Regions from separate parts of the Homo sapiens genome. Here region 2 is linked to region 1. A link is a contact called in ENCODE Hi-C or POLR2A ChIA-PET data. All regions are on one chromosome and are shown on one strand. The core of a region is the stretch at or near the end of the contact, and the rest is flanking DNA. Distances in the headings are between cores, read along the strand shown.

Region 1 (3,265 bases), core at 215-2,714:
CCTACTAGTCCCAGCTACTCGGGAGGCTGAGGCAGGAGAATTGCTTGAACCCAGGAGGCGGAGGTTTCAGTGAGCCGATACCGCGCCATTGCACTCCAGCCTGGGCAACAGAGCGAGACTGTGTCTCAAAAAAAAAAAAAAAAAGGAGATGCACATGTTTAAGTCTATTTCAGGCGGTTAGCTGGTGGATTGCTACAATTCCTCTGTAAGTTTAAAAAATCATGTAAGTGCTGTTTTGGAGTACTGTAATAACTCTTGAGATGTAGAACACATCTGCAAAATGAGGGTAGTATAAAAGAGACGAGGGGATGAGGGTAATACATAAGAAATAGGGGAAAGGACAAGAACAGGTAAATTAAACTTCAAGTACTATTTTTGCTATTGCTGTCTACACTCAACTAGCAAGGAAAAAGCCTTGCTTCTGCTCTGCGGGTTTTCTTCGGGTTTAACTTGACCAAGCAAAACAGACCATCTGGGATTAACTTTTTCCTTTTCACTGTAGGTCACAGGCTCTACGTGTAGGGTGTTGGCCACCTGTTCTTCCACCATCTCTACCTCCACCTCCTCCTTTGTGGCCACAGCAATGTCACAGCCCATACATGGGGGAGGGGAGCATTCAGGAACTCGGAGGCAGATGCATTTTTTTCCAAACACAATAACCTCAAACAGTGGTCTCTAAGCACTTTCCTATGCTCTTCCAAAACGTGACCTCCCCTCTTACTCACACATCCCCTACACACGGAAAAGGACCACTATCCGTCCAGCCTGCGCTCGAGGGAGAAGTTTATACCTTCGTCCTAGAGATGCCAAATGCAGCAGGGAAGGCTGGACCGAGGCAGCCGAGTGCTGGAAAGGGAGGCAAGAGGTGCGGGAGCGGGGAGAGGGGGAGGGGAGGCCGGGGCGCCGCGGGAGTAACCTCCACCGCACCCCACCGCTCCGAGGGGCAGCCGGCCCGGCCCGAGTTTCTCCCCAGAAGCCTCCAGCCGCGGCTCTCGGGGAGGAGGAAGGAAGGGGTTCCCCGTCCAGGAAGCAGCACCAGCGGCGACCGCCTCCAGCCTCACCCTCCTCAGCCCCGCACCGCCCATTCCTCACTCCCCGCGCCGCCGCGTCCGCGCGCCTCCCCCCTGCAGACCCCTCTCACCCAGCCCGCCCCGACCCCGCGCCCGCGCCCCCCACCCGCCCCTCCGGGGACCCCTAATTCATTCACTCGCCGCCGGCCCCGCCCGGCGCCGGCAAAGAGGGTCGGGACCCGGGCAGGGGCCCAGGAGGGGTGGTCCGCTCCGTACCTCTCTCCCGCACCTGGGAGCCGCTGAGCCTCTGGCCCCGCCGCCGCCTTCAGTGCCTGCGCCGCGCTCGCTCCCAGTCCGAAATGGCGGGGGCCGGGAGTACTGGCCGAGCCGCCGCCACCTTCGCCGCCGCCACTGCCGCCGCCGCTGCTGCCTCCGCCGCCGCGGCCGCCGCCTAGGAAAATCGAGCTCCGAGCACACCGATGAGTTCGGGGCCGGGCGGCCGCAGAGGGCAGAGCTATCGATGCGTTCCGCGCTCGATTCTTCTTCAGACGGGCGTACGAGAGGGAGCGGCTGAGGGCGGTGTGGGAAGAGGGAAGAGGGGGAGGCAGCGAGCGCCGGCGGGGAGAAGGAGGGGGCCGGGCCGGGCCGGCGGGGGAGGAGCGGGGGCCGGGCCGGCGGAGGAAGGGGTGGCTGGGGCGGTCTAGGGTGGCGAGCCGGGCCGGCTGGAGAGCGGGTCTGGGCGGCGCCTTGGCGGGAGGAGGGACTGCCGGACCCACGCGGCGGCCCGCCCCCTGCCTAGCCGCAAGGCTGTCCCCGCAGCCGCCAATTCTGACCCGGAGCGGGACCGGACCGCGGCGGGCTGTGCGGATGCCACCAGGGAGACGCCGCGAGCGGCCACGCCGCCCCGCTGACCGGTCTCCACAGAGAAGCTGCGAAGAGCACCCCGCCACCCTCAGGGTCGGCCTATACTGGCGCGCATCCATTTACTATCATTGACTGCATGTAAATAAACAAGCAGTCACCAAAAGTGGGAGGCGACTTCGGGGACTTAGGGAGACCGGGCGGACGATTTCCCACACCGGGGCTGTCTGATCGCCGCCCCGATTATTATCAGCCTCAGCACTTGGGCTGGGAATTTAGCCCCAGGCCCAAACAAACACGACAGACCCTTTCAACGCTAATCTTCTCGGGTCAGGAGGCTTGTGATATTTTGCTATCTTTCTTGATATTTTGAACCCATCACAAGGTCTCTAAACAGGGACTTCGCTTATACCCAGGGCCCCTGAAATCACAAACAAAAGACAACTGTTTTTAAGTAGAGATGGCCTTGGTAGTTTAGACCTGAGGAGAGTCATTCAAACATTAATTAGAAGACAGATTAATCAGTTAAAGTTCGTGGAGTTAAGACATTAAACAATGGGGCAATTAAACATGCTAGCATACCCGGAGTCTGTGTTGATAAACTACCTAGAAATGTATCTTGGGAGAGTCTTGAGGATTGAGGGCTGGAAAAGCAGCGCCTGTACCTGATAGGATCGCCCCTCCTCCGAGACTTTCAGTTCCATTCCTCTAGTCCACATCATAAACCACCAATAAAGCTGAATTTAAATCCCAGCTATTATGTCTGTTAACCAAGGCTTTACATCAACTGTCATCCTTTCCTTTCTACTCTTACACGGGCTGTAATCTGCAAGGTTTATTCCAGTCTCCCCCTCCTAGCGCCAGGTGGAAGGGGCAGAAGAGAAAAGTGAAAGACAGGGAAGGGGAGAAAATGTGCCTACTCTATGTTAAGTACAAGCTAAATCTTTTGCACTTATCGTATCATCTTATTTAATCATCACGACAACCTTATGAGGTAAAATACTTTTTACCGTTTTACAAATGACGAAACAGATTTAGAGGTTAAAACGTTGGCACAAGTTCACATAGTTAAAAAATGGAGTATACTTCATGTCGGATCATAGTCACTCTACTCCCAGATCATCAGTGGCCCTCATTCCACTTGACATAAAAGCAAAATTCTTCTCAAAAATCCTACATGGCCTTAAATTATTTGATATCCCCTACCCTCTTCTCTGAACTCTCATCCTACTGTTCTCCCTTCCTTACTTACGTAGATAAACATTGGTTACTGGCTGTTCCTTGAAAATGCCAGGCAGGCGTCTTCCTCAGGGAATATGCACTTGCTACCCCTCTGGCACCTCATTTAAATCTTTGTTCCAAAGTGTTTTTAAAAGGAGATCTTCCCTAAAAAG
Region 2 (3,265 bases), core at 482-2,981, 6.1 Mb after region 1:
ATTTACTACAGAAATGTACTAATATAGGTTGCCTTTTGGTATTGTAATTTGGTCAACCAAAACTTGGGAAAAATAGGTTTATTAATAACAAAATAATGAAAAAAAATGGATTTCAACTAGTATCGATTTTTAGGTGTGTGGGGGCAGGGGCATTCAAGGGTATTATTTCCTAGTAATGATCACTTAGATTCTAGGCCTTACACATGATTCAAATGCAGGAGAAATCAGGAAAGAAGCAACAGATATGGTGGTGGGTATCGGATGTCTAGACTACAGGCAAACCCCAAATACCAAAGAAGCATCCATGTGTCAAACCAGCATAATTTTTGAGCTATGCCTGGGGCCACATACAAAAAAAGAAAAGGTTAGCTTGAAAAGAAAAATCTAGGAGAGGTAACCAGAAGGTCAACCACAGTTCACGGGATCTGGGAAGAAGCTAGCCGTTACCCTGTGTCATCTTCCTGAGCAGCTTCCTCCCCAGCCAGCTCCCCAGCCTCCTTACAATGTTTCCAAAAGGCCCAACTCCCTAAACATTTGCTTCTTCAAGGTCATCCTAAGGCACTGAATAACCACCAAACACTGAGTCACGCATACCTTTCGCCTAAAAAAGATCCCCCTTCCCAAAATCATTATATAAATACTTTAAATGCCATGAGGGTTTTCTCCGAAACTCCACCAGAAACAAACTCCCAGACTTTTAGATTGGGCAACTAAATGTGTTCAATTTTGCGACATAAAATTTTAAAAGGCTTTTCAAGTCTGGCAAATTCCAGTTCAAAAACAGGTGCTTTCAGCGTACTCTGAATAACAAGGTCAAATTCATTTTTAAATTATTAAAAGAAAAAGAAAAGCTTTTCTTAACCCTCCTTAGGACAACTTAAGAAGGGGGAGAAAGAATTGCTGGGGTAAAACTGTCTCGGATAGGGTCCCTGTTTAACTCAAGAGTAAATCCTAATCTTCCGAGTGCCTGAAGTAATGGAAGGTTACAGGAAGAAAATAAAAACAAAGAAACTGACTAGGGTCATAGTTACCAGAACAAACTGCACCGCCCTACCACCTCAAGAAACCAACTCCCCCTACACCAAAACAAACCTTGCCCTTCCCCGCTCCCCCCACCCCCTAGAAACACACAAAGAAACTGGCCGCACGCACAATTCGCCCACAGTCCTCACTTCCCTTAGTAGGGCAACAGGGAGCCCCGGAACTTCCCCACGGTGGTTTATCGGGCGTCGTCGGGGCTGGGTCCCCTGGACTTGCGGGCCACAGCTCGGCTGGGGAGGAGGTGCTCGCCGCCCTCACCCGTTTCTCTGAAAGCAGTAAAATGCCTCCCCGCTCCTCCCAGGGCCCTCGGGTCCCCACCTTCCGTAAATCGTGCTTCCCCCTCGGGCACTCCGGTGACTGCCGAGAGAGACGCCGAGCCAGCAAGTAAGAATGCTCCCTGGTGGATTTGTTGGTAAATAAGACATCTCGCGTCGGGAGGAAAGTTCCTGCGGGGGCCGCTCGCCGGGGCGAGGGCGAGGGCAGCGGGAGGTGAACCGCGTCGCTCGCCGCCACCTCCCTCACCTGCGCCGGAACAACGGGCCCCGCGCCAGCCCGGCCCGGCGCCTCCCGCAGGCCGCGCCTCCCGCACGCCGCGCTGCCGGGGCTTGTTCCTCCTCATGGCTTTGCCCTGACGTAATTCAAACATGGCAACAGTTCGACTTCAAAGGCGAACCCACAGACCTCCCAGACACAGGCTCCCGGGCCACGAGAAACCGGCCGAGCAGTCCGGGCCAAGCTCCCCGGAACCCTCGGCCGTCGCAACCCCCGACGCCAGGGCTGAAGCGCCGGGCACTGCCGCCTCCCTCGGTCGCCCGCCCGCACGCCCGGAGCGGGGAAGCACGCCGCCTCCCTACGCACCAGCATGGCACCTCGCACAAGTAGCGCCGCCAAAGTTTCCCCACGAGGGGGCTGAGGGACAAAAGCCCCTCCCGAAACTCGCCCGAACTTCGAGGGCCTCCGACCTGCACGGCCCTACGCCCAGGCGGCGGCCCCGAGCGCCGGGGGCCCGCACGGGCACATGCAGCCCTTTGTTTTCTGTCCAGCCGGGCGCTGCCTACGTGCAGCATCAGGGATGTCGGAGCGTTTCGCAGGGGCCGGACACTGGACGATCACCCTGGGTAGGGGTCCGGACCCCGCGCCCCGAAGAGTCCGGAGCCTGGCCCCCCGACCCTCCCCTCGGGAGCAGGCCCATTTAATCAAAGTTTTGCAGTGTCCTTGATGAGAAACGCCCGGAGTATCCGCCCCGCACGGGCGGAGAGTTGGCGACTTTCACTCTGCTTTTTAAACTGGCAAGACGCCATCATCAGCAAACCACATTGTCCTGCCGGCCGGACCTGCCCGACGGCGGCCGCATCCCACGGCTCACGCGGGGCTGGACATTCGGACAAGGACCAGGGTCGCAGCCCGAAGCACGTGGTCTGTCACGTAGAGCACAAAAAGCAGTGCCCTGCGGAGTTCACTGACTCCCGCGGCGTACACAACGCCGCCGCCTCCATCTCCAGCCAAGTTGGCTTCCCTGGCCATCTTACAGCGCGGACGGCCGCCCATAAACGGGAAGCCCTCGCGGTGTCGCCCACACCTACGCTACAGGTGAACGCACCGGGAGCAAAACTTCGGGCTCCGAAAGCACCCCGGACACCAGAGGCTCTTGGGCGCGGTCCGAAGAGGGCAGGCGAGTGGAAGACGGGCTGTTTTTAAGCGACCGCGTGTTGCTCTCATTGTCGCATCCGCATCCCTCCGGAGTTGAGCAAACAACGCCACGCCGCGTGCGCTCCGGCAGAGCCCAGCACTGACCCCCAAAGGCCGATTTAAAGACCCTCGGCCGCCAGCTCGGAAGCGGATGGCAACTTAGTTTCCGAGCGAATGGCGTTTATTGTCCACCCTAGTCCGAGGGCTGCAGTCAACTAAACCACGAGGTTTCACAACGGCGCCCGACCCTGCCCGCGCCTCGCGCCCACGCGGACGCACCGACCCCGGCCGCTGCGCGGTGGCCAACGAGTCGCTTTCCTCTCGGGCCTTTCGGCCGCCGGGCTCCTTTCCGCGAGAGAACACTGCGGCGGAGAAAAGTCATTGTCACCTTCAACGTGGATCCCTCAACTCCGGCGACTCCTCAATTATGCCCAGGCTCCACTCACTTCCCCGCCCCGAGACTTTCGGTTTGCCTCAAATACCCTCCCCAATTAATAAATACACACTAAACACGAGCGTACCAAAGAACCTGGGG

Evidence for each region. Hi-C counts contacts between places; a loop is a spot of excess contacts on that map. ChIA-PET counts read pairs that join two places held with the same protein, here RNA polymerase II (POLR2A). Pooled maps may share reads with other maps.
Region 2: a map of naive thymus-derived CD4-positive, alpha-beta T cell shows a loop between it and region 1 (7-fold over the local background). The contact joins the promoter of FLJ13224 here to the promoter of KRAS in region 1. A Hi-C loop is called at or near these places in 1 of 168 maps with a recorded cell type or tissue (naive thymus-derived CD4-positive, alpha-beta T cell) and 7 of 50 pooled maps. POLR2A ChIA-PET finds 5 or more read pairs at or near these places in 1 of 52 experiments (naive thymus-derived CD4-positive, alpha-beta T cell).

Annotation. Positions count from the first base shown.
Region 1 is chr12:25,249,465-25,252,729 of GRCh38, forward strand. It overlaps KRAS (KRAS proto-oncogene, GTPase), which reads right to left and starts at 1,465. Exons shown (of 5, transcript NM_004985.5): 1 at 1,287-1,465. RefSeq lists silencers at 1,066-1,115, 1,176-2,025.
Region 2 is chr12:31,322,585-31,325,849 of GRCh38, forward strand. FLJ13224 (a long non-coding RNA gene) reads left to right here and starts at 1,732. Exons shown (of 1, transcript NR_026806.1): 1 at 1,732-3,265. All of the region lies in intron 1 of SINHCAF (SIN3-HDAC complex associated factor), which reads right to left. RefSeq lists an enhancer at 2,655-3,265.